Regions from separate parts of the Mus musculus genome. Here region 1 is linked to region 2. Evidence: chromatin contacts called from ENCODE Hi-C data. All regions are on one chromosome and are shown on one strand. The core of a region is the stretch at or near the end of the contact, and the rest is flanking DNA. Distances in the headings are between cores, read along the strand shown.

Region 1 (4,696 bases), core at 6-2,505, 660 kb before region 2:
CTCAGTCATTCAGACTTGGAAAGTCAATAACACGCTGACATCATCAGGGGTTTGTGTATTATTACACGGCTACTTTCCAGAATACCTGGCATTATCTAAGAGAGGAGCACTCGATTGCACCAGCAAGGCCCCGAGCGGAGTCTGCAGCCCCGGGGAGGCGCGGCTGCTGCGGCCAGGCCCTTTTTTTCCACAGGGAGTACCTCCAGGGCACCAATTAGGAACAGATGGTGGCTTCTGCTCTAAAAGCAGATGCACTTTAGATATCGATACAGATTCATTTTGGCTTGGGGGATGTACTCAGAAGTCACCCTCAAGTGACCTCCATTTCTTCTGAAAACACACGTGCCCTGACTTTTGGTCCTTAAAGAGCATTTTCAATGATTCTCACACAGGCAAAAAAAAGAAAGGCATGTGCTCTAACCAGAAGCCAAAGCCTGCCTCTTGATGCTTAGGAGTGGGGGTTGGGAGGCGGGTGTTATGCAATCACCATTGCGGGTGATTAGGGCTTTGCTTTGCCTCCAAGGCTGTTTGGTGGTTGAGTTTCTCTTTAAGCTTACTGCAGGGCAAACGCACAGAAAAACATGGCCCAGATTTATGGTGCAAAACTGCTCTCCGAGTAAATTGCCTTAGCATTCTGTTTCGGTTCTGGAGCAGAGAAGAGTAGATGGATTTGGGGTTAATTAAGATCTCTTTATCATAAGTTCCGGGGGTTACTTTGCCTAGAGTGAGGGGTTTATTTATTTATTTAGGTTTCTTTCTTTCTTTTTAAAAGTTTATTCGTTTAAGTAGTTTACTTCTCTCCCCCTTGCTGTGAAGGGTACATGAAAGGAGCTTTGATACTAATTAATTGTATAGATGGCTGCCACTTTGTTTTAGAGAACACATTCACATATTAAAGACAATACATCCAATAACTCACGCAACATGGTGCCTTTTCTGAATAGCCAAACAGGCTATTTATTTACAGACACAGGACTGGTCTCCTTTAAGTTCTCTTCAGTATTTTTAATTGGAAAAAAAATAATGGCAGCCAGCCCTAATTTGGAGAATGACAAGGGGAAGGGCTGGCCCTCCTTCGCCTGATCTCACCCCCCCCCCCCCGCCCCCCCTTGCTCCCGGCAGGGAGCTGCCTGATCTAAAGTCCTTAAGTTTCCCCTGGAGGAAGCAGAGCAGACAGCCTCTCACTAGTAAGGGTTTCTCTTCCTGCAGCCAGTCCTTTCAGAACCTTAGGGCAACTTCCCCCTAAATGCTTTGACAGAGAGCAATCTGAAGCTGCCATTTCTCAAATCCAGCCACAGCTGGGATGCACAAAGCTAGGAGTCAGGGCAAAAAAATCTCCAAGATGGCCCCCTGATAGCCCTCCCTAGAAGTGTCTGAAATGGTGAGACGTGCAGAAAAGTGGAACTTATGGGGTCAGGAAGAAAATGAACCCTCATTTTGGGGCCTAGTTGAAACCTCTAGCCAGCCGAAAGCAAGATTTTTTTTCTTTTTAAAGTTAAAATTTGCTGTGAAAGTTGCTGTCATACAAACAATATTCCTGTGTATGTGTCTGAAGGCCCAACATGTGAAGGTCACAGGGCAACCTCAAGTGTCCTTCTTCACCAGGTGATCCCCAGTTTTTGCTTGAGATGGGGGTTTCTCAGGTTTTTTGTTGTTTTTGTGTATGGGTGTTTCTATGTATGTATGTATGTATGTATGTATGTATGTATGTATGTATGTATGTGCAAGGGTCTATTGTGGTCAGGAGAAGATGTTTGATCGACTGAAGCTGGAGTTTTCAGTGGTTGAAAGCTCCCAGATATAGGTACTAGGGACTCATCTCTGGTCTTCAGCAAATGCAGCAAAGGCACTTGCGTCCTACCTCTAGCTTCTGGTCTGCTCCCTGAAGTAGGCCAGGTTAGATGGCCAGAGGGTCCGCCCACCTGCCTGCTCCTACCTCCCATTTTGCCATCCTGCAGGTTTCATGGTAATGCCTGACTTTCTGTGTAGGTTCTAGGGAATCAAGCTCAGGTCCTCACACTTGTGAGGCAAGTGCTATACTGACCGAGCCCTCTCCCCACCCCAAAGATTCTTTTCACATAGAAATACTTTGCCAAATTAGCAATGAATCATGCTTAAGTCCTAAGCTTACATTATCTTGAGGATGGCTTGATTTTTCTCTACAGAATATTGTTTGGAACGCTTACAAACAAGACTGTTAAAGCTGGTGAGACAGCTCAGTGGGTAGCGACGTGGGGGTGGGGCTTTGCAAGCCTGGAGATCTGAGTTCCATCCCCAGAACCCATGTGGAAGGAGAGAACCAACTCCGGACTTCTTCTTTTACCTATACATGCACAGCCTGGGATGTGAACCTTTATACATATATCGTGGAGATATATGATAATACATTTCTAGAAGTAAAAGATGTTAATTTGGTTTGCAGTGGAAATATCCTTTCTTCTAATATCCCAGTAACTCAGGGTTTATGTTAATCTTATCCATTGTAATCCTGTCATAAGGTGCCCAGGAACCATTCTGGGATCTCATCTAAATTCCTTGAAATAAATAAGATTTATTTAAATCATGCAACCATTTATATATATGTGTGTGTGTGTATATATACATATATATATATATACATACATATATGTGTGTATATATGTGTGTGTACATACATATATATATACATACATACATATATGTGATATATGCACACACATACACACACACACACAATGACATATATATCATATATATGACTATTCTAAGGCAATAATGTAGGCTCTTCTTCGAGGAGCCCATATCCATAAGCAAGCTCTGTTGTATCTTATTCCCCCAACCCCGAAGTGCTTGTCTTTTCTGTTGTTAAAGAATATCCAACTCCATTTCCTATTGGCCCCTCTTGAAATTTTTTTCTGCACGATCTAGTTTTACCTAAGTCTGACTCTCTGAAAGAGTAGGTTAGAACGGAGTCTCCTTTGACTCTGGACAGTGTAGACAGTACATGTATTTCCCCTTTACCTAGCCTTGGACTACTTATTTAGGGGTTTCCCACAGCTTAACAACGAGAAGTTCTGACCTTGTGCCAGGCCTCTTTGGTTTTTCAGGGTGGAGAGTCTCTTAAACCAGGTATGTCTAAACAAAGTCTATGCTAAAGAACCACACAACCAAAAATATAAGTAATCAAATGTAGTCTCCCCTCCCCCAGCCTGAAACCTGCTTGCTCAGGGGTGGAGCTTCCTGCTCATTTGTTCTGTCACGCCCACTGCTGGACCATGCCGCTTTGCTGTTGGTGCCACCACGTGTTCACCCTACTACTGGACCCCGAGATTATTCGGCGGGAATCGGGTCCCCTCCCCCTTCCTTCATAATTGAGTGTTGCAACAGTAACAACTGAGCTTTGATCAGAATGACTGTCTTAGCTACATTTCTTTCTCTCACCACCTAGCCCCTCTTCTCTTCCAGGTTTCCAAAATGCCTTTCCAGACAAAAACCCAGGTTGTGATCCGCTGGCCGGACACAACAATCAAATCAAATCAATCAATCAATCAATCAATCAATCAAAATAAGTTTATGATTTGGTGCTGGGATGCATTCTGTTACCCTCTGCTACATGTGGCCCCTTGAAGTGGGTTGGACATGTCGAATAGCACGGTTATTTGCTAGCTCATCTGATCCCCCTGTCTTTGCTTGAGCCCCTCCTGGCCACAGCTGGATGATAAAAGACTAATTGTTGGACAAGGATGCACTCCATCCATCTGGTTCTGGGTGATGATTTTCTGTACCTGGCAATCACCTTCTTACTCTCGATTCCGGCCTGTTTAGAGGGACACAAGCTAGAAGCTGGTTTGTGCAGAACCTACCACAGGAAGTCATTCCTCCCCGTGTTCTGTTTGGAGCATCTATGGTCAGGAGTGACTCTGGTATTTCTCTATTTTCTTTGGAAAACAGAGGTTTCCCTCTGAACCTTTTCTGTCAAATATTTGCCAACTGGCTAGCACTGGGTGTACTTTGATTCGCAGGCTTCTTCTCTTTTAGATGGGCCAGGCGCAGAGTATTCAACTATGCCCTTTTCTTTGAGGAAGACCATGGCAATGCCAATTTTTCACCAAAACTTGAGGTAGGTCTCACTGTGCTGCTTCGGCTGGTTTCACACATCTCAGTTCAAGCAGTCCCCCAGCTCATCTCCCCATTAGGTGAGACTAGAGATGTGAACGGCCATACCCAGCTCACTATAGTGAGTCAGAAATAACCAGTGTGCTCACATCTATTGCCACCCTACTCACATTAGCTAGGCCTTGGAGTCAGCTTAGATGCCCGTCAGCTGATTTATGGATAATGAAAAGGTGAGGTAACCCAGGCTCAAAAAGACAAACACGGCATGCCCTCTCTCATATATACATCCTAGCTTTTCATTTTTATATATGTCTACTTATGTGGGTGTAAGTGTGGGTAGAGGCCAGGAAACAAGAAAGGGGCACACAAGTTGGAGGGAAAAAGCTTCAAGGGAGAGGGCTAGGGAAGGCAATGGGACATAGGAGAGCTGAAAGTGAGAGGAGGCTGCAGAAGTACAAGTGGGGATGGGAGAGGGGAGAAGGAAGGGGAAGAGGGAACCAGTTCAAACTAATTAAGTCTGAGAGCACCATAAGGAAACTTGCTATTTTGTATGCTAATTAATACATAAATTGCAGAATGCATAAACTGTCTGTGGGCAAGA
Region 2 (4,500 bases), core at 320-2,819:
TTATCTGAGGACTAAGTGTTCTAATATGGTAGTTTTGGGGGGACATTCTTCACCTATCCAGTAACAGATGTTAATTTTGATGCCTGATTACATACATGAGCTTTCTGTCTGTGAGGGAAGTTCTTTCTCAGTACCTCTTGAATGATGTACCCTGAGGGAAGTCATCTGCAAAACCATAAGGCAATGTCAGGCCCATGGGAGAAAGCGTGAAATCTGGTTTTCAGAAGCCTGTTAAAAGCTTTGAGAATAAGCAATAGAGCAAGTCCTTCCCGATCCAATGCTTAAAATAACTGCAGTCCAGCCAAACCTTGATTATAGGTCATGAGGGAACAGGATCTCAAACTACTAAGCTAAGCTGATATAGCCAACTTCCGCTGTTTTCAGCCTTTAAAGGATGAGACAATAATTCATGCAGAAAATGATAAAAAATACATTAGTGCCTCAGAGGAAAAACTATACTATAATATTCCAATTGCTATTATGCAATGTTCTGTGAGGAAACACTTCTCATCTGTTGAGTAAGATGACATTTCCAGTGAGTTCATCATTCCCCCAAAGAGCTTTTTCTTCCAGTTTGTTCTCTTCCATCTCCACTTGCTTCCTGGAGCTTTAGCCTTTCTGTTCTTTTAGTTGCAAAGTGAAACTATCTATCACTGTTGAAAAGGCTGAAGCTATTGCTCAGATGGTAGAGCCATTGCCTAATGGTATAGTTGATCTCCATAACTGCACAAACCAGGCACAGTGGTATCCATTTGCCTTTCTAGCTGGGGAAGAGATGTTAAGATCAGGAGTTCAATGTCATCTTTGACTATATAGTGAGTTTGAGGTTGACCTGGGTTACACATGACCCTGTCTCGGAATGATGAAAGAAAGAAAGAAAGAGAGAGAGAGAGAGAGAGAGAGAGAGAGAGAGAGAGAGAAGAAAGAGGAAAAAGAGAGGAGTGCAGAAGGAAGGGTAGCTAAAAGGAGTGTGGTTTTGTCCTTGTATGACCTTAGAATGATTCAAAGTGATGTCTGTAAGGCCCATGCTAGATTGGTGGGTTCTTATATAGTTTTCTATCCTGCTTTACCTTGTGCCAAGTACTGATCACTGTTGTGTGTGATTACCTTAGACCACTGTAATACCAACTTTAAAGGGGCTTTCCCAGTGTTGCACTTAGTAAGTGGAAGGCTGGAATATTTTATTATTGTGGTGGTGAAGATCTAACCTAGTGCCTCTAGCCAAGTGCTCAGTAACCTCCACTATGGATCTGAAATGTGAGCACAGTCCTGACCGTGAGGACCTAAGCCTTCTCTCCTCTAGTCAAGGATCTTCTCCACAGGAATGGGCTGGAGAATCCAGTGGGCTGCTGCCTGTGCCCTTGAAAAGAGGCAGCTGGAACTGACCTTAAATGCCGTTCCAAATGTGGGCGGGCGGTGCTTGAACTAGCTGTTTGCTTTGATTGTCAAGATCAGGAGCACCTGACCATCACAAAGGAAAAATCAGAGGATTGAGACATTTGGCTGAATGGAATGGAAACTCCTGGGTGATGCCTGTATCTAAGACAACCATGTCAAGGACAGAGGCTGGCCATGTGAGAATCCGTCATGTGCTGGAGCACTTAGGGAATGCCTCACAGATCCTGGGTCATCCTGACACCTGTCACTGACTCAGCTATTTTTAGGAGGTGTTAAGAGTTTAAAATGCAGCAAAATCTCAGATTTTAACAAGGGTTTTGGTTCTATTTTAACAATAAGATAGTCTTTTGTTTTTGTTATTGTTTTGAAACAGTCTGTTCTGAAACTCACAGGCCTCATGATTCAGTATCCTAATTGCTGATTGCTGAAATTAGAGGTAAAATTAGCTCAGTGCCACCAGACTGATCTCTAGTCCTCTCCCAAAGCACTTCATTTAACTTCCATCTCTTTTCTTTTTTGGGGCGGTGGGGTGGGGTGGGAGAAGGGTGCAGGGCTTTTATTGATTATAACTCACTACGTAGCTTAGTCTGGCCATGAACTGGTGGCAATCCTCCTGGCTCAGACTCCTGTGTGCTGGGTTTACAGATTTGCCACCATGCCTGGCAAAAACAACTTTTAAAAAGCTAATTGGCACTAGTATGATTTTGAAGTAGGATTTCAGTTTAACATTTTAACAATATTGTTTTTTATCATTTTTTAATTTTACAATTAATTTCTTCAGAATAAATCCTTTATATTTCTTTCTTTTAAAAGTCTGCATAGTTTCTTATCATAACTTTGGAAAACACATTACATAATTATTAAAATAATTTTTCTCATATACAGGCTATACATTCAGTGAAACTGTGATGAGCAAGTTTATCTTCTTTCACTGTCTGGCATCTGAAGGTTCTTTTCACATAATTTCCAGATTTTTTTCTTCCTCTTATTTTTCATTCTTACATCTGAAATGAACACTATATCTAGTAAGATAGCTCAGAAGATAGACCATGTAAGGATGGCTTTGATCTTTAGCATAATAGTATAAGTTTATAATCTCAGCACTGGCAATATAGAGGCAAACAAAAAGCTTTGGTTTTGCTGGCCAACTAGCCTAGTTGACAAGCTACAGGCAACTGAGAGACCATTGAGAGAAGCAGAGACAGAGGTAGAGAGAGAGACAGGGAGACAGAGAGACAGGGAGACAGGGAGACAGAGAGACAGAGAGAGAGGCAGAGGCTGAAACAGAGACAGAGAAGGAGAACAGAGTTTCAGAGACAATACCAGGAGATTTGTTTTGCTGTTCTGCACAAACATGCTTGAGCACTTGCACAAACAGAAACTTTGCACATGCAAGTGTAAGTGTGCACCCCTACCCACCGCTTACATACACAGGAAGGAAAATTAATTGGGAAGAAAATATGAGCAAGCATATTTTGTTTCTTTTCCAATTGCACTCCTCTCAAGTGCCAATTCTCTTCATTCAAGACACAGGGGAACTGCAGCTGTTTGAGAGTGGGCAGAAGCGGGATGGAATTACACGGACACCACCATATGTGTATTGTGTAGAGTCCCTTGATTATTCAAAAAACTTCTTGAAGCTTCCTAGAAAGAATTATTGTTTCAAAGATTTGTGCCACATTTTCATAATAAAATTATTCAGGAAAAATGCTTTTCTGTAAATATTCTCTATATTCTCACAAACTTCTGAGACTTTGGGGTCAAAAATCAGGGCAAAATTTGTGTTAATTACACACCAACACACATGAGAAATGATTTTATTCATCCACGGGACCCTCAGAACTATTGTGATTCTCTCTGGAAAGTTTCTTTAGTGTACCCCTATGATTTTCTCTCAAATCCTCTTCTACAGACCTGAAAACAGTGCGTGGAAAGCCCACATTTGCTATGGGCATTCTGTTACTGTGATAGAGCAGCCACTGAATTAATTCAGTTGGCATTCAGGTAGGCTCTATGCCCTTCAAGACTTATTTTATTTGTGAATGTAACACCATAAGTGACCCAAATCATATACTATAAACGTCTTGGGTGTAAGTAGAATAGTTTCTGAGAAAGCATGACGACCTGAGTTCAATCCAAACTAGTCATGTCAAAACTAGAGAATGGAGTTGAACACTTGTAATCCTAGCACTGGGGAGGCTGAGACAGGAGTCAATTTAGCCAAATTAGTGAGCTACTTTCAGTGAGAGACCCTACTATAAAAAGCAAGATATATAGAGAGACTGAAGAAGACACTGGGAACCAACCTCTGATGTCCATACACATACACATGTACACATGTTCATCTTTAAAAAACACATTAGCATGCACATGTATACACACACACAGACACACACATACAACTTGTGATAGCACATCTGAATAATTTAAATGTTCAATTATTTTCAAAGTGAAAGTTTGCACACTTCCTATTGAGTGAGATGACTTAATCAACAAATTCCTTGAGATTATTTTAATAATTAATCTGAATTATCACGTGGAAATTTTGTTTTACTTTTTACGTGTCTATTTTCTTTGAAGTTCAAGCATACTGCTGGAACACCAATTAGAAGAAAATTGGATGTTATTTAATACAAATTAATATTGTTGAAGTTGTGCAGTTTCAACACTTAGTAGCCTGTGACTGGAGAACTACTATGAATTCTGGGATAGCTTAGACAATTACCTGCCAATCAGAGGCACAGCAAGACTTGGTCTCAAAGAAAAAAAAATCTCCTCATCCACTAACAACAAAAATCTGTATATGGTTTACTCTGATTGGCCATGACAAACAAAAGGCAAAGGTGATTGAAATTCCATCTCTCTGTGATAATGGAACCCAGGCCGACAAATCTCAGTTCAGAAGTCATGTCACTTTCTAGGTCACTAGCCAATAATTAAAGTCCTTAGAGTCTGAGGAGAAGGCTCCCAGAGGGAGACTGGAGAGGCACTACAGACCCTCTTCTAGCTGCTCTCTATCCCAGTTTTCTCCTCTCAATATGAATTGGCGAAGCAGAAGCAGCCCAGTTCCATTGTGTAATCTTCCCCAGGAAAACCTCAGAG

Evidence for each region. A loop is a pair of places that touch in the nucleus more often than their neighbours do.
Region 1: a loop to region 2 is called in a map of heart, with 2.2 times the contacts of the local background. The contact joins two enhancer-like sites. A Hi-C loop is called at or near these places in 2 of 37 maps with a recorded cell type or tissue (Patski and heart).

The regions. Positions count from the first base shown.
Region 1 is chr3:21,931,435-21,936,130 of GRCm38, reverse strand. All of the region lies in intron 3 of Gm31813 (a long non-coding RNA gene), which reads left to right. Among named protein-coding and RNA genes, the nearest start is that of Gm31813, 31 kb to the left of the region's middle. Within about 2 kb of position 1,255, at least 1 of the 3 ENCODE cell types and tissues checked has a DNase peak (open chromatin) inside an H3K27ac peak, as active enhancers do; it is heart, where a contact is called at or near this core.
Region 2 is chr3:21,269,445-21,273,944 of GRCm38, reverse strand. No RefSeq gene overlaps it. Among named protein-coding and RNA genes, the nearest start is that of Gm31610, 220 kb to the left of the region's middle. Within about 2 kb of position 1,569, at least 1 of the 3 ENCODE cell types and tissues checked has a DNase peak (open chromatin) inside an H3K27ac peak, as active enhancers do; it is heart, where a contact is called at or near this core.